Regions from separate parts of the Mus musculus genome. Here all the other regions are linked to region 3. A link is a loop called in an ENCODE intact Hi-C map of the cell type or tissue named here. Cell type or tissue: heart. All regions are shown on one strand.

Evidence for each region. Hi-C counts contacts between places; a loop is a spot of excess contacts. Peaks named below come from ENCODE experiments on the same cell type or tissue, not always from the same donor. Only the 100,000 strongest peaks of a DNase experiment are listed, where the experiment ranks them.
Region 1: it touches region 3 in a loop (5-fold over the local background); 6 of 42 quality-filtered maps call a loop at or near these places.
Region 2: a loop joins it to region 3, with 2.1 times the contacts of the local background. A loop is called at or near these places in 2 of 42 quality-filtered maps.

The regions. Positions count from the first base shown.
Region 1 is chr10:20,482,636-20,490,635 of GRCm38, reverse strand. All of the region lies in intron 1 of Pde7b (phosphodiesterase 7B), which reads left to right. Among named protein-coding and RNA genes, the nearest start is that of Pde7b, 62 kb to the left of the region's middle. RefSeq lists an enhancer at 1,869-5,734. In heart, no CTCF peak of the experiment used is centred here; DNase peaks (open chromatin) are centred at 125 and 3,575; H3K4me3 peaks cover 717 bases; H3K27ac peaks cover 1,826 bases.
Region 2 is chr10:20,401,200-20,409,199 of GRCm38, reverse strand. Pde7b (phosphodiesterase 7B) reads left to right here. Exons shown (of 12, transcript NM_001347366.1): 11 at 1,992-2,072. Among named protein-coding and RNA genes, the nearest start is that of Mtfr2, 57 kb to the right of the region's middle. In heart, CTCF peaks have their summits at 597 and 3,587 (motif pointing left); a DNase peak (open chromatin) is centred at 669; H3K27ac peaks cover 459 bases.
Region 3 is chr10:20,543,864-20,551,863 of GRCm38, reverse strand. It overlaps Pde7b (phosphodiesterase 7B), which reads left to right and starts at 3,536. Exons shown (of 12, transcript NM_001347366.1): 1 at 3,536-3,973. The coding sequence starts at 3,736. In heart, CTCF peaks have their summits at 3,610 and 3,818 (motif pointing right); DNase peaks (open chromatin) are centred at 883, 2,533, 2,923 and 3,583; H3K4me3 peaks cover 1,451 bases; H3K27ac peaks cover 2,193 bases.

The DNA.
Region 1 (8,000 bases), 61 kb after region 3:
GTCTGAAACAGTCTCTCTGAACCCACACTACTGCACATTTTCCTCTGAAGTCGCAGTAGTGTGTCCAGAGCAGCCAAAGTCGAGTGAGTGAAATGAGGTCCCTAGAGCATTGCCTTTTTCTGTGATAACACAGTCATCCACTGTGCAAGCCAAAACTTAAGAGTCATCTTCAATATTTCCCTCTCCCTTCGACCTACCGAGCCGTTCCTCATAGCATTGTGTCTGTTTCTCTACTGACATCTCTAACTGGCCTCGGGCTCTCTACCGTCTTCTCTCACCTGGCCTACTGCAGCTCCCCTCCAGAAAAGGGAAGTCCTTATATATGTCTTAACATGGAATTAATTAGCTTTTGTTGCACTAGCCAAAGTTGCAGTGCTGGGTTTCTGAATAGGACGCACTGTCCTCTTAAGGAGGTTAAGCGCCCTAGCTCCATAGCCTAAGGCTACCTGGGGACTCCTTACCACTACACCCATTCAGCACAGTTATCAGCTAGCATCAACACCACTTACATCAAGTGAGATTTATAAAATGAAGGACAAGAACTAACTGCTTTTTGGCAATTCTCTTTTTCTGTGATTGGCACAACCATTTAATTATGCAGTATAGAGATATTGATGCATATATATATATATGTATATATGTATGTATATATGTGTGTATATATGTATGTATATATGTGTGTATATATGTATGAGAGAGAGGCATTATCCTGGAGCCTGCTCTCTCTAATTCGCTTACTTGTTTCCTCATTATCCTCTTTCTTGGCCTCTTTTGTCTCTCTCCTCCTCTATGTCTTCTCTGGTAGGTTTTTGGGTTTTTTGGGTTTTTGGGTTTTTTGGTTTGGTTTTGTTTTGTTTTGTTTTTTCCAGGAAGCTACCATGATCATTTCTGAAAGTGACACTTCTGATTTCAGTTGTTTACCTGTATTCACAGAAATCTTGCTTATCTGAGTAAGGTTCAAATAATACTTCCACCCATTGTCTCCCTTTTAAATGCAATATTTCTGCTTAACCTAAACATTAACTATCAACAATGCCATGTGACTTTTCTCTTTTAATTCAGATGGAAAATGGTGGAGAACTGTTTTAAACTGGAGTATTTGTGACATGTACTTTTATACAGTTTCATAAAGTTTCACAATGCCACTGAGAGAGGAACCTGGCCCAAATAGTCTGGGAAAATCGTGAGACTCTCTCTGATTGACACTGTATCTGCTCCTTGGCCTGATTCTCTTCCCAGCTGTCAATAATCTGAGAGCCAAGAAGCTAACTTACATAGCTGTGTCTCCACTTTCCCTCCTACTTTCAAACATTCGGTTTAATGTTTAATATTTAATGATCACTTGTGGAAATGAACCAAATTAGACTAGAATCCCCTCCAAGTCTGGTTAAGAACTGGCTGTCTGATACTCAACCCTTAAAAGCAGTACTTAGCTGCAGATTGCAAGATAATGTAACCCACACTGTTTGGAGCTCAGGGCTCTTGAGCCAAGGGCTGGGACACACAAGCCGTAGACTTCTGCTACTGCCATCTCACTTCACCTAACCAGGTATGTCCAGCAAAGAGGGAAGCAATACAGACAGGGAGATCAGGCCCAGATTGTTGCTCTGTATAGCATTCTGGGTAATTGAGAGTAGCGCACCAAGCTCTTAGGACTGCCTGGTGTAATACGACTCAGTCACTTACCAGCTCCTGGGGAGGTTGTTGTGGGAACCTCAGACTCAGATGTGTCAAGTCATCCAGACAGCTATTGGTAGCAGAAGGGAGCACCTCAGAATATAAGAATAGTGACCCCCTCCCCCCAAAACTAACTTTTTGGGTACAAAGCACTATGCTGAGCCCTTTGTATAGAGATTTCTATATAAAGTAGCAGGCTTAGCTTTGGAGAGATACTGGAGGTGAAGGCATTGTCCAGGAAATAGTGTGCCACTTACAACGCTGCCAAGGGAGTTTTCTTACTTAGTGCAGATCCAGGTGGCTTGGTCCCTGAGACACCACCTCAGGCTGTTCTCAGTCCTCACAAGAGCTCTTTCTCAGCTCCTTGGAACCCTGCTAAGGCAATCCTGCTACTACCTTTGCAATAGACTGTTTTAATTAGGCTCCTGTATTCTCAGGGATTGGAACTTTTTTTTCCTCTGAAACACTACCAAGTTGAAAAGTGAGGACAGCTCCTGTTGCTGCTAGTCTGGGTAAGAGCCTGCCTTACCTGTTCTAGAGACTAGCATTCAAGTCCCAAAATACACTTTTGTCACCAGGCATTTAATAACCCTAAGCTAAGGTTGCAGAGTGTATTGTTTAGTAACGTTTAGTAACATTGTTCTTTCTTTTATGCATGCAAAGAAATTATTTTTGCTTCTGTCAAAAGCTTGCTTTCTGGACAACTGTCAGTTTCTTTTTGCTACGTAAATGATTTCCAACAATGACCCAGAAATGCATAGTTTCTGAAACAAACCAATCAAAAAGCTGGACCGTTCTACTTAGCCCATCTGATAGACAGTCCTCTGTGGTTAGACAGAGCCTGCCGCAATTGAAATCCTCGGAGGAAACACCGAGTCTAGTCAGCTGCACTGGGTCTCACATGTAAGACAACACTCCTCAGACAATAATCTCTGACTGAGTTAAGTACACAGGCTGTTTACAGTATCTCATAAGTCCACAGATGTTTCAATTGTACAACTGTTAAGCTAGCTAAGAAGTCATTATTTTTCTCCCAACATAATATATTTTATGGATTACTTGGGAATTTCATACAATGTACCCCAATCATACTCAGTTCCCATTACTCCCCAGTCCACCCTTCCACTCTTGTGTCCTCACCCCCCCAAAAAAAATTTTTTTAAAGTATACCAGGTATAATTTGTGTTGCCCATATATTTATCCGAGCATGGCCAAACCCTTGTTAACCAAGACCTTTAGCAAACAAGCCTGCATTGGAGCCCAGTGTATCATGATGAGAGCCCATGTCTGAGGTGTGCAGACCTGGTTCTCTGTCTTCATGACTGGCAACAGGGCACAAGGAAGCTCAAGAAAATGGCTTTCTACCAGAGTATCATTTTGTCCACCATGTTTTGGTTGCTGCAAAGTTTCTCTCTTTCCTTCTTTCTTTCTTTCTTTCTTTCTTTCTTTCTTTCTCTCTCTCTCTCTCTCTCTCTCTCTCTCTCTCTCTCTCTTTCTTTCTCCCTCACTTTCTCTCTCTCTCTCTCTCTCTCTTTCTTTCTTTCTTTCTTTCTTTCTTTTATGCCATTGCTATCTTCTTCAGATTATTATTGATACCCCTGCCATGAGATCCCACCCCATGGTTCCTGAAACTTGTATATAGCAAGATCATCACCACCATCTTTCTTCTCCTCAGACGCAGCAGGAACACTGTTGCTCGCTCCCTTTTTCAGGCCCTCTGCTCACCCCAAAATGACCTTGGAAGCACTTGATGGGGCAGGAGTCTGGTTCTTGTCATATGGCCCATGTTTCAGCCACTGTAAGCTGTCACCACTGTCAGAGTCTCCACCCTTCTCTGCCAGTTACATAAGAGGCCACATCAACGTCCTTCCCCTAGCACAGCTTTTATTAAACAGACACCACAAGAGAGGCCAAGTGGGCAAGAGGTCCATCCGGAGCTACGTCCCCTGTGGGGCTGGGGACTGTCTCTGGGTCTTGGCTCCCGAAACGAATGACTCAGCTCAGCCTCGGCCTGCGTCTGCAGCCTTCAGGACCAAGGACGACATGTTGTGCTTTCAGCTCCGAAGGAGCAAAAGAGCAGCAGTCCTTTCAAAAATAAGAATTCCCTTGCTGTTTGCTTCCTTTTGGAACACAATAAGAACAGACCGAGGACACGGCTCGGCTGTCAACGCTTCCTCCCGGCTTCCACCGCACCTTTCCTTTGCCAGGAAAAAAAAAAAGCTGCTGATGTTAAACAAGGGTTTAATGAATAGTCAAAATAATTGTTTAGCTTGGATATAAAACCCTAGGTAAGCAGACGGTTGCCCAGACCAGGGGCCAGCAAGAACAGCTCTGAAAGGACTACAAGGACGTCACTTGTTCTGTCCTAAGGCCAGAAGCCCTGTGGCCTCAGCTCTCCTGAGGACAGCCTTACACAGTTATTTCTCTTCTCACCAGCGTTATCAGTCAACATCAGAGGGGCTCGTGGAATAATGAAAGATTACTTCATATATACATATACATATACATGTGTATATATGGAGCTATCAAGAGGTTTAAGAGCCATTATCTTCTCAGAGTACAGCTGGAGCTTCACTAACATAAGCCCTGAAGCTGGATCTCCTGGGTATGTGGTCAACCTGGGCCATTGCTCCAGTTGATGCTGTCTATTCTGTTCTGTTTTTCTTTCTCATAAATTACATCCTGACTGTAGTTCCCCATCCCCTCCTCTTCTCCCAGTCCCTTTCTTCCTGACTTCCCCTCTCCCAGAGATCCACCCCGCCTCCATTTCTTAAGTAGGCCTCCCAGGGATATCAACAAACATAGCAGAAAAGGTTACAATAAGATTCTCCCGCACAAACCCTTAGATCAAGGCTGAGTAAGACAACCCAGTAAAAGGAAAAGGATCCCAAAGGGCACAAGAGTCAGAGGCCCTGCTCACACTGTCAGAGGTCCCATAAGAACACCAAGCTACATACCATAGCACATCTGCAGAGGACTTAGGTCAGACCCATGCAGGCTCCCCAATTGTCGGATCAGTCTATGAACCCCTCTGGGTCCTAGTTAGTTGATTCTGTGGCCTGTGTTCCTGTGGTGTCCTTGACCCCTCTAGCTCCTACAATCCTTCCTCCCCACTTCCCTGAGCTCTTGGAGTCTATAGTTGTTTTGTTTTGTTTTGTTTTTTAAATTTAGGTGTCTTCACTAGCAACTTGTTTGCTGTTGACCCTTTTCCCCTAAGTTGAGGGGTTCATCATGAAAATTCTGCTCAACTGAGAACTCAAATAAGTTAGTTATAAACCCCATCAATTCTAGTGAATAATGTTTGGCTGGGCTCTTTGCATCTGCTCCTCTCAGTTGCTGGGTGAAGCCTCTGGTGATGACTATCTAGGCTCCCATCTACAAGTGTAGCAGAACATCAATAGAAGGCATTTCAGTTCATTCAGTTCATTACCTTTTTCCCCTGTCAGGTTTGGTTCTATCCCAGGTCTCTGGGCTACCCAGCCGCTGATTCCTGGCCCTCCAGACAGTGACAGGCATAGGCTACTTCTCACAGAATGGGTCTCAAGTTGGACCAGTCATGGACTGGTCACTCCCACAAGTTCTGTACCACCTTTACCCCAGCCCATCTTGAAGTCAGGACAAATTGTAGGTGGAAGGCTTTGTGGCTGGGTTGGTGTCCCAGTATCTCCACTGGAAGCCATGCCTGGTCACAGAAAGTGGCTACTTCAGGCTCCATATCTCCTATTACTTGGAGTCTATAGTTGTTTTGTTTTGATTTTTAAATTTAGGTGTCTTCACTAGCAACTTGTTTGCTGTTGACCCTTTTCCCCTAAGTTGAGGGGTTCATCATGAAAATTCTGCTCAACTGAGAACTCAAATAAGTTAGTTATAAACCCCATCAATTCTAGTGAATAATATTTCTAGTAATAGTTTTCCATCCCAGATTTGAAAGGAACAGGTACTGCGTTGCTACAGAACAGGAGTCAGTATCTTATTCCTATAGCCATTTACTGAAATGCTCTTTGAAAAAACATCTATTTGACTGAATCCTGGATTTCTCAGGGTGATAGATTCAGCAATATTCAGTCTGCAGGAATTATAACAGCCATGCATCTGATTTATTGTCATGTAGGAATCAGAGCATACAAGAGCTAGTCCTCAACAGTTTGTACAGTTCTCAGTGCAGACAATATGAGAAAGAGATCAAGAACATGGACTTGGAGCAGCTCTGAGTTTAAGCACAAGTTCTTAATAACCTGTTTAAGTTTGGGCACATCAAATTTCCATTGGCTTTCATTTCCTCTGCCACAAAATGTTCTATTGACAATAATAATAAATAATACCTACTTCAAGTTGTTAAATTGATAATGACAATGTAATGATAATGCGTATAAATTCTCAACCTAGTCCAAGTAGCCAATCAATGTTTGTGAATAATAATAATAATAGTAAAAAATTATTAATAATATAGTTAGTGCCAGGCAGTGATGGCACACGCCTTTAATCCCAGCACTTGGAAGACAGAGGCAGGTGGATTTCTAAGTTCAAGGCCAGCCTGGTCTACAAAGTGAGTTCCAGGACAGCCAGGGCTATACAGAGAAACCCTTTCTCAAAAAACCAAAAAAAAAAAAAAAAAAAGAAAGAAAGAAAGAAAGAAAGAAAGATATAATATAGTTGGTGAATAGTTATAATAACAATAGTAATAATAATAGTGAATAAAATAGTTAGTGGAAATGTAATTTTCACATATCACAGCATCCTCAAAATAAAACTTGTAAAGGGGGCAAACTTGCCGTAACTGTTTAAGTTAAATGTTATAAAGATGGACTTCAAAGCCATTATAGACGTACCTAATGGTTTTCATTTTGACAAAGTACTGGTCCTGTTAGTAAGGGAACCTAGTGGTGTGCTGTTTCTCTCTGCCTCTTCTGCTACGTTGTGCTCTCTCCGGTTTCCTTAAATCTAAAGTCTCCCATGCAAGGTGCCCCTGTGCTTCTCATTCTTCGATGGGCAGCAGAAATGAAGCCTGTCCAAGGTTTTAAAACCAATGTCAATATCACGCTGATATTTTCTGAGAGAACGATAGGTACCCTCATACCTACAAATTCAAAATCAATTCTTTGACTACTGAAAGAAGATACTAAGAGAGAAATCAATTCAAATAACAAGTCTCAGAGAAAAGCCCAAGGCTTAACAGCAGGTCAGCAAAGCTACAGACCCAAACAGCTTCGTAGGACCACCTACAGTCTCACCTATTGTCTTAGTTGGGGTTAGTACTGCTGTGATAAAAAACCATGACCAATCAAGAAGTTGGGGAGGAATGGGTTAATTTGACTTACACATTGCTGTTCATCACTGAAGAAAGTAAGGATAGAAGCTCAAACAAGGCTGGAACCTGGGGCCAGGAGCTGATAAGAAGACCATCAGGGGTGCTGCTTACTGGCTTGCTCCGCATGGCTTGCTCAACCTGTCTAGAATCCAGGACCTCCAGCTTAGGAACAACACCACCTCAAATGGGCTGAGCCTTCCCCCACAACCACCAATTAAGAAAATGTCTTACAACTGGAACTTAGGGAAGCATTTTCTCAATTGAGGTTCCCTCCTTTCAGAGGAAACAATAGTTTGTATGTCAAGTTGACAGAAGACTAGCCAGCACACCTATGCATAAATTTTTAAAATATTTTTTGAGATTAAAATATAATTATATCATTTCCTCCCTCTGACTCTTCCCATGTTCCTTGCCTTGCTATATCTCACATTCATGGCCTTAATTCATGGTTAAGTATTATTTTATACACATACACACACACACATACCTAAATATAGAAATACAACCAGCTTGACCCACATAATATTTCTTGTATGTATAATCTCAGGGCTTATTTCTTGATATTGGAAAACCATCCTAGGGACTCCTCCCTGGAGAATGTCATTTCTTCTGCTCCCAGCATTGCTTAGATGCACGTAGTTCTTTGTCTAGTATTGAGACCTGGTAAGATTTCTCCCTTCCATGTTGGCATGTCTACTGGTTTCATCCTTGTTCAAAGCTTGTTTAGACAGTCATGTTGGTGAGACTTCCTGGGTGTAGCTTCTCTGACATTTCTAAGAGATGAAATCTCATGGCACACTCTTGTGCTTCTAGCTCTTATAATCTTCCACCCCTTCTTCTGCTATGGTCCCTAAGCCCTGCTGGGTGCAGGAGTTGTGTTGTAGATGTATCAGTTGGGTTGGTCATCACGTGGTCATTTGTTCTCTGAGTTTTGATTGGTTGTGATCTAGATTTTTAGAGCACATGTCAGCCATGCATAATTATAAGCTATACTAAATTCATTTACATTAGCCCT
Region 2 (8,000 bases), 140 kb after region 3:
CCAAGACATAAAGTCTCCACTGAGAACAAAAGTAAGCATGGTGAAGTTGGCGCAGAGAGGGTTTAAAGTTAGGCTGAGTGCTTGCTTCCCGGTGTGATACATAAACTATTGAAATAGCAGCAGGAGAGAAGGCTAGGACTACAGTATTGAAGATCAAGATTCTCCTCTGGCCCACTTGCCTCTGATCCCATCATGGGCTATGATTGCTGTCCATTGTGGTTTAAAGCTTTGATCTGCCCATCGGACACTTAATTCAGACTCTAGGCGACTTGGGGACAGTGGTTGCACCACTTGGGCAGACACAGAGTTCAGGAATCAAAGTTACTAACTACAAGGAATCGATGGCATCGGGCAATCAGGTTACTATGTTTCTTTGCAAAAACCTGCCCTAATGAGATGCAGCACAGTTACGTAGAAAGACCGGGAATGTTTGCCACCACGGTCACTAGGGAAGAGCTTTCACCTACACTGCAGATCTCCCAGCAGACCAAGGAACCAAGGAACTGACTTGTTCCCTTTCAGTTAAGGGCCCTGCAGTCCAGACATCCCGTCTGCTTTGAGAAGAACAGACTCTGCTCATCGGAACTATCTTTTTCCCCTAGTGGATGTCTTTTAACTCTATAGGAATGACTCCTGTCATCTTGATGAGCCCCATCTGGCTTTTGCTTGTGGATCTGGACTCAAATGCCAGCTCATCTCCCCAGCAGCCAGGCTTCTTTCAACAGTTCTTAGTTGTCGCTGCTGCTGCTGCTGCTGCTGCTGCTGCTGTGAGACAAGGCCTTGATATTTAGGAGAGGCTGGTCTCAAACTTACACTCCTGCCTCAGATCCTAGGATGTGAGGGCCACTATGCCCAGTTAGGACAAACATGACAGATATCATGCATCACATTAAACAAACAAAAAATATCCTTTAAGTTGAGGTTTCAGGTACAGGGTTGGGTGGAGAAAAATGGCAGCTTATGAATTAGGAAAACTGTGAGGTCAGGTATTCCTCCCCTCCAGTCCTCAACGCTTTAAAAAGGTTCTTTGTAAATATGGGTTGATATGTCCACAAGTAACCTAGTTTTCCAGAAGTTTTTATTAAACATCCACTCTATCTTTGTCTAATCCTCAGTAAAATGTATTTTTATATGAATAACTCTGCATGGTATGTTACAGTTGCCATCAAGAAATATGGCTGGTACCATTGTAAGACCCCAAATGCTAATCTGCAACATTCCCAGAGGAGAGACTGTTGAGTTTTCCTCTCTGTACTTTCTACATTGGTTAGTAGAATTCTTGAAGACAAGTGTTTCATACTTGTCTGGTGAGTAAGAGAAAGAATAAAGAACACCTCACAGAAAGACAGGTAATGGGACAGGCCTGTAATGGAGGGCTCATTGCTCTCCAAACTATGGTATCTCTGAGGCTCATGTGGCTTAGCTAAATTTTAATTAATTATAATGTAAAAAGAAATTAAAATTTTAGTTCCTAGTGTGTTGGACATGCTTCAGAGAGTCCCCAGAATAGAGTGTGTAGAAAACTTTTCTATCACTGAAAATGGCAATGGTACCTGCCACCAAGACTGACAACCCATGCTCAATCCCCAGATTTGACATGTTAAAAATAGTCTCCTCCTACTGATTGTCCCCTACCTACACACACACACACACACACACACACACACACACACACACACAAGAGAGAGAGAGAGAGAGAGAGAAAGAGAGAGAGAGAGAGAGAGAGAGAATAAATAGATGCAATTTTTAAAAGTTTGTCCCACTGTCAAGCATACCTACTCAAAGGAGCCACTGTTAGGGATTGTTGATGCCCTGTGGGTTTGTCTTTAGGCAGCTCTGTAAGCCAGTGGTCCTAAGGGGTTCATGAATATTCCAAGGGAAGCAACAGTAACCCCCAGAACGATTTCCTCCAACTGGATCATTAAAGTTTTTGATACACATTCTATGAACTCTTAAATTGCTATGTGTTTCTTGTTCTTCTTTCTTCTTAGGTGACCTTGAACAGAAGTTTGAACTGGAAATCAGTCCTCTTTGTAATCAACAGAAAGATTCAATCCCTAGCATACAAATTGGTGAGTTGAAATCTGGGTTTTGTTTTGTTTTGTTTTTTTAATAATCAGCTGAGCATCCTCTACAAAGAGTCTCAAAATAATAATAATAACGATAACAACAACACACAGCCTTCCAGAGATCTAAATGGCTGGGGCCAAACAAACACTTTAATCATGACCAACCTTTTAGAAAATTTTCATTTGAAAAATCAAAACAATTAAGGAATGGAGTTTGTTATAGATCTTTAACTAACTTAACACTAAGTTCCAGTGTCAACATTGTGATTTTAGAATAGAGTGAAAATCAAGAAAGATTTGGTAGTGCACCCTATAATCCAAGTACTTGGGGTGATGAGCTGCTAAGATCGTATATCCAAAGCCAGCATACACTTATGTAGCAAACTCAAAGCCAGATCGAGCTGCCTAATAAGATCCAGTATTGAAAGCCAAGAACTCAGAAGGTGGCTTAGAAGTACAGCACTTGCCTGCAGTATGCAAGGCCCTATATCCATCCCTAGAGCTACAAAAAGAACAGAATCCATGTGCTGGAGCCATGACTTGGTCAGTAAGTGTTTGCCAGGAAAACTCCAGGTTCAGGGAGAGACCTTGTCTTGAAGTACAAGGAGGACTGGGTGAGGAGATGGCTGCCAGTAACGTGCCTGCCTCACAACACACAAACATGAAGATCTTTGTGTCTAAGAAGTCAGGCCCAGAAGCCAGCACTGGGGAGTTCCAGAGGCAGCAGAATCCCTGACAGACATTCCCTGACCTGCTGTCCTAGCTGAATTAGTGACAAACCCTGTCTGTCAAAATGGTGACTGGGTAAATGGCTCAGTAGTGAAGAGCATGTAACTGCTCCTGCAGAGGACCAGAGTTTGGTTGTTAACACCCATGGCCTGTGTCTCACAACTGCCTCTGTGGGCACACACACCCACATGCCCATACCCACACACAGGTACACATACATATATAAAAATTAAAAGGAACTATTTTTTAAAAAAATAATTTTTAAAATAGGTAGAGTGTAATCTTGGGAAATCATCCAGTGTATCTCTGGCTTCCACACACACATGTGCACTCACACAGCCATACATGCACATGTATGCACATACAAACAACATACATGTACATATGCATGCACATACATATTCACACATGCATACACACACCAAACAGTAAACAATAGTGGTAAAGAGAGACTCAACTGAGAAAGACACCCATTATTGGCTTCTGGCTTCCCACTGCATGCACACATATGTGCATACCCACATACACATATTCAACCGCATGCACACACAGAAACATACCACACATACAAAAAAATAAACTCTAAGTCAAACTGAATTAGACATTCACAGCCTCTTCAGAGCTCAGAGGGTGGAAATCCAAATGAATCAGGCTTTAAGACCCTTCCCATGTGAGCTAAGTGCTTTAGCATCCTTCAGGGTGTGTCCTTAACCTTTATTCACAACAGTTAAATCCATGGCCTAGTCCCTAGGCCTGAAATCCTAGAGCCCTGCTGTCCCCTTGTGGCCAGATGACAGTGTTTCTCCACTCTCTACTTCAAACCACATTTCTGTCCTGAGCTCATGAAACCACACTCCCTTTCAAGTGTCAACCATGGCAAGCAGCCCAAGTGCGGTCTCATTGCATCCACAATAATTTTTGCTTTATCTAATCACATTACACATAAGGTCTTCATGCAAATCAAGTGGGCAAACTTTTACTTGCTTCACTTTAGTGAAGGAAATATTTTTGCTCTCCATCTTAAGACATGAATTCCGTCTACATATAAAGCTAGCCTTTCTTCTCCTGCAAGCACTTCTGTTAAAACCAAGCACAGCTAGGCCTCTTTTCCTCGATGAACTCCATCCTTGACATCTAGTCATTCGTGACTTTGCACAGACCCACCGCAGGCCATTTCATTCATAGGGTGGCAGGTCTCAAAGCTATTAAGCCTTGGCATTGGGAAGGAAAGGGGCATCTGCGAAGATGAGCTGAAAGTGAAGAGAGAGAGAGAGAGAGAGAGAGAGAGAGAGAGAGAGAGAGAGAGAGAGAGAGAGAGAGAGGGAGAGAGAGAGAGAGAGAGAGAGAGAGAGCATGTTAGAACCATTCTGCTGACAGCCATGGAGGGAGGCATCTAATCCACAGTCCCACAGAGAAAGCCTTAAGGTCAGGAACTAGCAACCATTCAGCCGCAGCTACAACCATCTTAATGGACTGCACACACACCAGATAGGTATGTTGGATTGGGTAGGTTAAAAATAATCCATATTTTTCCAAATCCCCTTCAATATTCTTATGCTGTGTTCATAATTAAACTGATTCACTCCCCAAATCCTTATGGGGTGAATTGGGAGGAGTGTTTAAAAAAATAGAACCCTTGGTGGGCATAATGGCACAGGCTTTTAATCCTAGCACTAGGAAGGGAGAGATAGGCAGATATCTGTAAGTTCAGTGCCAACCTGGTATACAAAGTAACTTCCAGGACAGGCAGAGTTACTAGTGAGACCATAACTGTCTTAGTTAGGGTTTTACTGCTGTGAACAGATACCATGACCAAGGCAAGTCTTAAAAAGGACAACATTTAATTAGGGCTGGCTTATAGGTTCAGAGGTTCAGTCTATTATCAAGGCAGGAGTATGGCAGCAACCGGGCAGGCATGGTACAGGCAGAGCTGAGAGTTCTACATCTTCATCTGGAGGCTGCTAGTGGAAGGCTGACTTCTAGGCAGCTAGGATGAGAGTCACAACCACAGTGACACACCTACTCCAACAAGGCCACACCTCCTAATGGTGCCACTCCCTGGTCCAAGCATATACAAACCATCACACTACTGAAGGAAGGAAGGAAGCAAGGAAGAAGGAAGGAAGGAAGGAAGGAAGGAAGGAAGGAAGGAAGGAAGGAAGGAAGGAAGGGAAAGAACAGAAACCAAGGCCCAGCACACGTCAGAGTCACTGGGGGGGGGGGAGATATAACAGCAGACATGCTACCTCAGCATCCATGGCTTCATGCTTCAGTTATGAAGTTTTATAGTGGGGTTCCTAATTCTGAGACTCCCTTTGTTAAACTCTAGATAGAAAGAATCTTGCCATGTTGCTGCTTACAACACTTTGAATCACGTTTCCAAAAAAAAAAAAAAAAAAACTTTACCCTATTAACCACCCAGCCTAGACAGGCACAGGGCTGATTTCAGAGTTCAGTCTTGTTGTCATGAGAACACATTTTGCCTCATTGTATGTCCTGGTTTTCAGCTTAGTGATATATGGTAGAAAGGGAACTTCCATGGCTACTACATCAGAATAACAGCAACAAGAAAGAGAAGATGATTATGAAACAACTCTTGGTCCCCCATTACACAGCTGCCAGCTCTTACAGGTTCAGATTGGCATGTGTAACAAGGTATATTAGACTAAATTAGAAAACCCTGAACAGGTAAGTCTAATGACCTACAAGCTCTAGCCACACACACACACACACACACACATTTCTCCACTGGGTCCTATACAATGTCGCTATTTTCATTTTCTCTCTTCTGAATCCCCTGACTAAATCATCTCCTCTCACCTTGTTGTCCTCTGTGTCTATTGTATTGACTGATGGAGAAGCCTGTTAGAACCTTTTCTTTTTCTTTAGTTTTGATAATTCTGTACATGTATGTAATGAAATATGATCATTTCTATTCCCTATTCCCCCTTCAACTCTCTCCATAGCTTCCCAACACACACACACACACACAACTTCATGTCTTTTATTACTTTATGACCCAAGTCCAATTAGTACTGCCTCTTGTGATATGGAGCCATTCAGTGAAGCATATGATATCCTTAATAAAAAAATTATTATCCCTGTCCCAGCAACTATCCACTGCTAAAGGCAACTCAATATGAATAGGGCCTAATACCCCATCTCTGTAGGAATTTTAGCTGGCTTGACTTAGCTGTACAGGTCGTGTCCATGGCTGCTCTGAGTTCATGACCAGAAGACAGCGTCCCTCAGTGCTCCTGCCCATCCTTCGACTCTTTCCTTATCTTCATCTTCTATCCCACAATGCTCCCTGGGTTTTGGGGATGGGGGAGTGGCTAATACAGATGTCCTGTTCAATGCTGAGTACTTTGGTCTCCTGCTCTTAGCACTTTGACTCATTGTGCCTTTCTCAGTCACTGTCCACTGCAGAAGGAGGCTTCTCTGACGAAGGTCGAGAGCAGCCCAGATCCGTGGGTATAAACACTAATAGAAGACGATTAGACAGCATGAGCACTGGGTGGAATAATAAGTTCTACCCTCGAGCCTGTGATCTCTGTAGCCATAAACTTCTGATTAGGATTGCAATACCAGACAGAAAATTCTTTCCTGTGGAGCAGCCTCAAATCTGATCAGAAAGCAACCGGTTAGCTTGGAACATTCACGCACTGGTGAGCCGGTAGGTGCGTCTTGCCTGGCAGGTCATTATTGCAGCATGTAGGGTCCAGCACTGGGTAAAGACATACTTTCCTTCCTGTAAAGCAGCCTGCATGATACCTTCTGGCAATGAAAACTAGTCACCAAGGAGGAGGCTTCCCAGTCAGTTTGATTTACTTCTCTGTATCTTACATTGGAATTGTGTGGTATCTTCAGCAACAAGGTCTCACAATGTAGTTGTGATGGGTAACCGTGGGCAACAGCAATAGTTCGCATTGTTTTGAGACCTCTGGGGCTTCCCAAACCAAGAATTCATAGAACAGAATTCCAGGCCTTGTACCACAATTTTCTTTCTCTCTTTCTTTCTTTCTTTCTTTCTTTTTTTAGGATTTATTTATTGTTATAATGTGAGTACACTGTCGCTGTCTTCAGACACACCAGAAGAGGGCATCAGATCCCATTACAGATGGTTATGAGCCACCATGTGGTGCTGGGAATTGAACTCAGGACCTTTGGAAGAGTTGTCAGTGCTCTTACCCACTAAGCCATCTCTCCAGACTTTTTCATGCACTAGTTCTGAGCAAGTCATTCAGTATTTCCTTGCTTCATCTCCCGACGAGATGGCTCAGTGGTTAAAGCCTGCATTGCTCTGCCTCTCTGCTTCTTATCCCAGTCCATAATGAGGTATTCCTGAGTGTAAGTCTTACTTAGGTAGGTTTGATTTTCTGCGGAAGTAAATCACATTTGCTCAAAAGGAAGTTGCTCCCGCACCTCCTTCCTCCACACTCACTCCTCCCCTCTCTCCATCAATTTTAAAAGAATGAATCGAATAAATCTCTGATTGATAAAATCTATAGGAAGACAAAGAAAAGTTTCCTTCAACCTGTGTCTCCTATAAAACCCCCCTTCCCCTCCCACAATGCCGGAAGGACTGTACCAGGCCCAGTGAGCTCATTCCTGGGGTGTCTGGAGCACACTGGTGGGACAGTTTCTCAAGCCTGTCTGATGCTTATTCAGACCTTAAAATCTTTCTTACCCAGAGCAAAAAAGTCTTCACATAAAATAGTACAAGTACAGAGGTGACCCCAGGGTAACGTCACGGGGCAAATGAGTTGAACTTTTTCTTACGTTGGATCTGTAACTGTTCTACTTAGGAAGTAACACTTTCTAAAATTCACAATTTGAATTTCAGAAGACTATCATTTTGCCGCATTTTCTAAAATCTCAAATATCTAATCTCTTCCGATGTAAAGAGGTGAAAATGAAATGGCGGGTACAAAAGGAAATCCTCACCGCTGAGCCTCGGCGCCTATGAGCACGGCCAGTCAGACCTAAACATTGACCTTTCCTGTGCCTGCGTTAGCTCAAAGACACAGCACAAGATTTAAGTCACGTTCACCATAAGATATTTCAGAAATGCACAATAACCGTTTACACTGCAGCCTCCGCCTCCCTAGCGTTCCCGCAGGCCCAATGTCTGCTGTTTGTCCAACACTAAAACCGGGTCAAGTCTTCGAATTCACATGTTTATAAATATAAAGGGTTAGT
Region 3 (8,000 bases):
CATATATGTAGATGTGTGCATGCATGTATGTAGGTGTGTAAGTGCATGTGTGTAGATGTGTGCAGGTGTGTGTAGATGTGTAAGTGCATATGTGTAGGTGAATGCATACATGTGCATAGATGTGTGTGTATGCATATGTGTGTAGATATGTAAGTGTCTCTGTATGTGGAGGACAGAGGTCCATATCAGGTGTCTTCCTCTATCCCTTTTCTGCCTTGGTTTTTTTTAAATTGAGCCTGGAGCTCACCTTATTGGTTGCCTCAAGGTCTGCCTACCTCTGCTCAAGCTCAGATTACAGATATAGGCTTCCCCAGCCAGCTTTGCCATGGGCAGTGGAGAGCCATGCAGCCTCATGCTTCCCCTGTAAGGACTTTACCCACCAAGCCTGTCTCCCCAGTGCTGGGACAGGCTGGCTGGATTTGGAGAGTTCATATCACACTTCATTCACACACACAGAGAATCCTGTTTTTCTTTTACTTGAATGGAAGATGGGTTCAGAACTAGTCTATGTTGAAACCTCCTGTCCATACATAGCACATTAATTTCTGATAGCAACATTTGTGAGAATTCTCCAACAAATGAGGCTTTGCTTCACAAGTCTCATGAGTATAGAACACCTCATGTGTTTCCCCAAGCTGGGTGGCCCAGACTTCCGGCTTCCATTGTATCTCAAGGTAAGTGATGTTCACTGAGTGAAGGAAATCACAACTTCATAGGCACACTCTCCTAAGGTAACTATTTGAAAGACCAGAGACATCTTAGCCTGAGGTTAGTTACAAAATGTGACAAAGCCACCTTTCAGAGAAACACTGTGGCTGTGAGCTTTTAGTCTGTAGGAGCAAGCACCTCATCAACTCCCACTGGTCTCAGGGGCTGCTCTTGAGCCAAAAGTCTCCTGAGCCAAGCTTTCTCGCAAGATTTCCTGTGCTTCCTGTCTCTGTGTGAGCCAGAAATACCCTGAGAACGACCTTTCTTGTGGTATTCTTGCACTTCTGCTCTGGGAGGAACGTAATCCCATATTGGGGAAATATTTTAAATTAAGAAAACATTTTCAACACATAGACCTTCAAATGAAGTAGGTCCCATTTAAGGATGAAAATTGGAAATGATGGTTGCTTGGCCTTAACGCGTCTCACTCACTCATATTCAATAACCCAACATTCTGTAACTTCTCTGATTCCAGGAAATGTGTGGGACAGTGTAGAAGATGCGGTAGAAGTGTATAGTCTTGGCTTTAAAAAAAAAAGTAATCTTGAAGAAACCTACAGGGAAGATCTGTGTTCTTAATCCATTAGCATCTGAGATATATCATAGCATACGTTTGTCTTCTTTGTTCTTAACCCCTTTGTTTCAAGGGTCAGGATATCCTGGTGCTAAGTACTCTTGCAAAATAACTGAGCAAAAATAAAAATAGTCAAACACTTAGGAAACCCTTCAAGTCAGGGAGGATTGTGACTGAGGAATGAGGTTAAGACATTATTTAGGAAGTGTGGCGCGGAGTGTGACAGCCATCTAGATGTGCTTGTTACATAGAAGTCTCTGATTCCTGCGGTGCTTGACGCCCTGAGTCTAATGGAAGAGCTGTCAAACTGCAGACACATCCAATTGCTTTATAAATGCTTTTATCTCAACAGAGGGAGTTAAAGAAAGACATCTGTCAGATAGAGTGGATCACTGATTTCTGCCTATTGGGTTGTATGAATATGTCGTTGTTATAGAAAAGCTGCAATATTTTAATATAAAATTCTCAGAAAAGTAGTCACTCATATAGATAGATAGATAGAGAGAAAGAGAGGGAGAGGGGAGGAGAGGGAGAGAGAGAAAGAGAGAGAGAGAGAGAGGTATTGACCTTTTTCATCTACTAGGAAAGAAAGCAAGTTCACAATATACTTTTTTATCCATAAGAAAAGAGAAGAGAAAAAAATAATTCATTATTAAAAATCAAACTTATTAACTAAGCATAGTTTTAGAAGAGTAACAAAGAAAAAATGTGATGGGCTTTACTGCTTTCAACTTTGAAAACAGAGTACACAAGGAAGGCAGAACAGTGAGAATAAAACAGCCTGAGATGGCCCCAAATCTCCTCCATGCTCCCCTAAAGAAACATCAAAGGATCGTGTGATCAACCAGCCATAGGAATGTAGAGCGGGAGCAACAACTTGTACATCAGCAAAAATAAAGAGCCAAGCAAAACAAAGGCCTTTGCAACACAGAGACACTGAGCCTGGAGGAAGACAGGATTGTTACAATGTCTTTCAAGAAAACAGGGCCTTTCTGAGTGAATGTACAAGTTCAAATTGTTCCTACAAACCCAATTTGCTGGCAAAAACGCCAAGCCAATACCACCCCACTTTCCTTTATGTCCAAGGCCTTTCACATAAGCGACAGGGGGCATCTCTGTTGCCGTGTTGGCTCTGACTTCCAGGGTCAGCGCCTTCATCTCTGAACCTCAGGAAACAAGAGGCCTGGCCCACAGTTGTCCTCAATTCTCCGCTCTGGGGTGGGGAACGCAGTAGTCAGTGGCCCAGATATTAAGCCCACAGTGTGGTCTCTTTGAAAAGAACCAGCCACACTTTCTTTTTCAGGCCATTTATGACCCCCTACTAACACCCTTTAAAATGATGACTGCCCTTTGAAAATGGGTTTTTAACCATCCCGATCCACGTGTCCAAGCTAAACAGACACCCTGTGCATATGCATAAGGACTCTGACACTTCCCTAATCCACTTCTTTCCAGTCAGCTTTGGAATGTGATTCAATGTTATTTCCTTCCAACTTGAAGGGCAGCTGAGGTTACAAAGGGATTTGACTAATGGACCAAAACCCGGTTAGTTTGCAGAGAACTTTGACAGTAGAGTGGGTGGGGTCTGGAAGGAGGAAGGAGAGTGTTTGAACTGTGGTCCTTGGGATCCAGCCACCCCCATCCTGTGCCGCACTGTGAACAGACAAGGCAGGCCCCCCACCAGGCCCTCCTGAGGGAAGGCTGCTGCGGAGGCACGCCAGAGCTCAGCTTCCCGGTTTTTTGCTCAAAGTTCCTTGTGATTTGCAAGACCAGAGTCTGGGAAGCTTCTAGGCTTCCTGTGCCATAGATTGACCCCTCACCTGACGCTTCCAGATAACTAGTCTGGGGGGGGGGGGCGCTCAAAGAGTCACGCAAAGCGGGGCCCCAAGTCTTTGCCTGAAGTCTTTCACTGCTAAGCCACTTGACAAACTTGACAAGCAGCAAAAAGAAAAAAGAAAAAAAAAGAAAAAAAAAAAGGGAAAAAAGCTCCCAGAAAACAAAACAAGAGGAAGAAGAGGGAAGGCGAAGGCTGAAGCCTCCTCCATGGCTTTCCCCACTCCCGCTGTCGTTCCAGCTGTAGCCTGGGATTAATTAAGTGCTGTGAATTCGGTGCCTGGGAGAGAAGAGGAAAATGCGCTGTATCTCTAAGGAAGGAAGGAGTCCAGAGACTCAGCAGTGAGGAACCTTAGGCGGTGCAGCGGTCTCGTCTCTCTCATCTCGTCGCCAGTGTTTTGTGCAGGGGCTGGGAAAGCCAGAAAGGCTGTGCCAGGCTGGAGGAGGCTTGTCTTTCCAAGGCTGGAGAGGATTTCACGCGGGTTTGCCTGCAGCTGCCCGGGAAGAAATTCCCCTCTGGTGGCAGCAGCAGCAGCAACAACAACAGCAGCAGCAGCAGGAACAGCAGCAGCAGCAGCGACGGCGGCAGCCCTACCTCTTCTTCTGGGGAACAGGGCAGAATGCCTGTGCTAGAGCGGTACTTCCACTCTGCAGAACTAGGCAGGAGGTGGACGGCCCCAGAAGCTGTGCTACCCTCTTCCCTCAGCAGCAGGCCGGGGTGCCAGCAGGGGCCGCTACCCTGGGACTTGCCAGAGATGATCAGGATGGTAAAGCTGGTTTGGAAGTCCAAAAGTGAGCTACAGGCAACCAAACCGAGAGGCATTCTGGAAAATGAAGATGCTTCCCACAGCTTCCCAGGTAAACTGACTGTGGAGTGCAGAAGGTAACCCGGACAGGTCTCATCACTCTGGGTCCAGTACTTGGGTCAAGGAAGGGAGGCAAGCTGTATGGACAGGGTTCAAGGGCTAACTTACAAATGTTTGTTCTGTTGTAAAAGCATCTCTATGTTGAGCGTGATAGATGCAGGAGTATTAGAATGGAAATCAACAAACTTAGAATACGGGTCAGTTTGCTGCAGGCTTGCCCTGCGGACTTAACCAGGTCAAACCTTCTGCGATTCGGACCCCAACAGCAGAGAGTGCAATCGGATTCTCTTTAATGTCCATCCTACTCCAATATTTCCTGTCCATAGTTAGCAGAGTCTCCAAAAGAGTAATTCCTTTAGGTTGCTATGTGCATGTCTTTAAGTAAAAAATGTATCCTCCAGTTTTCAACCATGCAACATGTGATGTGTATTGTGCTCCTAGAACTGAGTGTGGTCTGCAGGCTTTCTCAATCCTTGCAAGTTACTCAACTACTCTGCCTCAGTTTCCTCTTTGGGCAAGCGATGAATAATACCCCTACAGAGATGAAGAAAGCTCAGGTCATCCACAAGTGTGGTGATGATGAGTCAGAAGGGCTTTTTCATGTCATAAGAATGTGCTGTTTGGGATGGGACAGTCAGTTGGATCTTTCCTGTGTGTCTAATGGGGAGGGGAGCCAAGATACCGTTGGGGGCTCTTAAACTGCAAATGCCACAACTGGTGGCTGGGTGCTCCCTTCCTCTGGGGAATCTGTTGGTGAGTAAAAAGAAGTGGGTTCTTGGAGAAGTCATAGGAGTGTGTTTATGCCTTTTATGTCCCGGCCATCTCCGTGCAGCAGAATCCTGACATGCCATCGGCACTGAGCGATGGGACAGGCAGAAAGACAGACCAAAAATCATCTCCCTTTTTCTCACGGAAATGGGCTGAGAATAAAAATTCCCCTGGTTTTGTTTTAGATAACTTATTGCAGAGAGGTTTGTCGTTCGTTTTTCCATTAAGTTGCCAAATCAATCGTTGATAAAGAATATTATTAAAAAGTAATGCTCAGGGCGGGGGGGGGGGAGTCTGGGAGGAAGAAAAGAAACTAATGCTCTTTACTGAACGATGAGTATCTGGGCACTGAGGAAGGAAAAGTGAGGCAGTGGCCTGAGGTTGTGTGGCATCTGCAAGTGGGAAGCCAATGGAAGTGGGTCTTGGTCAGAAGAAATGAGGTAATGGGAAAGCCATTCATATGTCATGTAGCAGGGAAAGGGAGAGTGAAGCCACCTAGGCAGTGGATGCAAGCAAGGCACCACAGCTGTGCTAACCCTTGCTTCGTGTAGCTGACTGAGATGATTAAAGTTCGTATTTCAAATGACTCCCCTTCATAAACCGTCCACACTCGTCTCTTGCCAGCCTGTCTGTGAGGGAAAGTCGCACATAATTCTTTACATGTCATGTGGACTGATGCCTGACCCTGAGCCTCTCACACCTCCCCACTGGTTCCTCCCTTGCCCCTTGCCATCTCCTAACTCACACCACATCTGCTTCACCTGGCCTGCAATGAGACTGGCAGTTTAAATGCCTCCTCCGGGATGCCTGTTTGCCTCATCTGTTCCCCCCCACCACCCCCATTTCTCAGGGAAAGAAAAGTCTCACAATTTTTGATGTGAGCACAAAACCCTCTCACCCACCAGCTCAGGGCCAAGACGATGAACCTGGAGATGTGTGGCTTTGCCTTCTGAGTTGTCGCCTTCCTTCTGGCCCTCAGCCTGTCTTTGGCCACTGCCTGTGTCTTTTCTGCAAGCCACAAGTGCTCTTCAAAGGCATCATTCCCACTATTAGACCTAGGCAGTAATAGCCTGGGTTGTTTTCCATTGTATATGGGGTGGTGTGGGGGAGATGTGGGAGAAAGCACCAAAGTAAATCCAAACTACATGAATCCTCTTATATCACTTACCTCACAATCCTCAGTCAATGGAAACTTAACAACCTTATTAAGAAACTGTGCATCAAGTGGTGCCTGCCTCCAAATCTCACCCTGTGCTTCGAATGTCTTTCTTTGGCTCACCCAACTGAAAATGTTCTATTCAAACTGCAAAACCAAATTCAAGCATCCCTGCCCTCCATTCCCATCTTCCCAGAAAGCAACTGATAGGTCGCACGCAACATTTTTCCATGCTATTACTGAAAAAAAGGGAAGCTCAATATTATAAATTCTGTGTATATTTTTTGACTGCCTGTGGTAACAGATGATTAGACTTAAGTGTTTAAAAAACCATGAAATTGCAGAAATTCTGAACAGCATCAGTAATCACTTTATAGGACTCTAAAGACAAAAGCCACTGGCTCCTTCTCCCTTGTGAAGGGCACCAATATTTGTATTCATGTTTCTTTAGACAATACTAGAACTCTTTCCTTTATGGTGAAACAGCTGAGGTATTTTGTTAGGTAATAAAAGGGTGAACAAAGGAAAGCTGAGAGAATAAATAGAAATATCCATTCATAAGAAATTCAAGATGAGCTACAGTGAATTACAAGCCAGGGAAGGCAGAAGAGGGCAAGGAACGGCTGGGGAGGTGACAGGTCAGCATGCCCTGGGTGGCTGCTCTAGGCAGCAGGCTGGAGGGAACTTTCATGCCATATGAGATGCATGGCTGTGTGGAGAGTGACCCTAAACTGGTCATTGTCCCAGGTGTGGCTCACTCTCAAATGTGTTTCCAGAGTAATTCTAATAACTGAATAACCAAGTCAGAATACCTCGGCAGTTACTAGGTTCCATCTTGTAGTTTAATGAGAGAAACACTCTTAGGACTCTTGTCTGTTTTTCCTTTCTTGAAGCAAAAGATCATCTAATTAGCTAGTCCCCGTGTTTTAGAAATGAGGTGAATAGTTCAGAAAGATTCAACATTTGTCTCATGATTCCCCCAGAGCAGGATCTTAATAGTCTGAGTCACAAAACTTTTACATGAACAGAACACATGCTAGGTGTTTAGATTCACACTTAAGGTGGGATGTGGTTTCTGTAGGTACCTGCTGTTGGGGCAAAACTCATGATTCAAAAAGAAAAAAAAAAGCTCAGTTAAAAAACTTGTTTTTATATTTAATTTAGGCTAAAAGTTTTTTACTGATATGTGTTATTTCTGTATCAGAGTATGCATATTTACCATATTTAGGTAGAAGTCTCCAGTGCTGAGAAGGTGTGGGGAACAGGTCCTCTCTGGCCCTCAAAGGTTCCAGCAGCACTTGGAGAGCAGGCATCAAAGATGGGGGTGGGGGTGGGCTGGGGATGGATGGAAGTGGGTAAAGAATTACCAGTTTCCCAAACACTAGGGGTGCAAACATTGTGACAGTTTTGATTCTCAGCAGCAGCAGATACAAGCTCAGATGCCTCCAGGAGAGCCTGTTCTTACTTGAAGAAATAATTTGACTTTGAGATTCAACCACAGAACTCCAAATTCTATATATACTTTCCTTCCCTTTTGGTGTCTCCAACCTGGATTGTGGATTATGTTTTAGTTATTTATTAAATCTCTTCTTATTTTAATGGGCATTGGTTGCAGAAAAATAAGAAAGCACGGGATTCGTTTGAAGGAAAGAACACAGCCTGTTTCCTTTCTAGCTCTTGCCTGTCATGTACTTCAAAGAGAACACAAATATCAGAAATGTACCTGAGCAGCAAATGACAGACAGACAAGAAAATCTCCCAAAGGATTCCAATGCCAGAACTCTACGATTTAAACTGACACTTAGCCTAGCATTTAAAAGTGTCTTAGGTAACGGGCATGACATAAATTATGTTGAAGAGTGAGCACTTTAATCATTATGATTCAGGGAACATTTATCAGATGCTTAGTGTATACCATGGACTGTGCTAGGCGACACTAGCTGAAAGATGAATCCGGGGTTTAATGAGAGGAGACTGGTAGTGCATTTATGAATGTGGGCTCTGCCTGTAGCTTCAGTGTGAAAACAAGCACTTGCTAGTTTAAAGTTCTCCATGCACTCAAAATATTGACAGGAGAGCTGGTGAGACAAAGCAC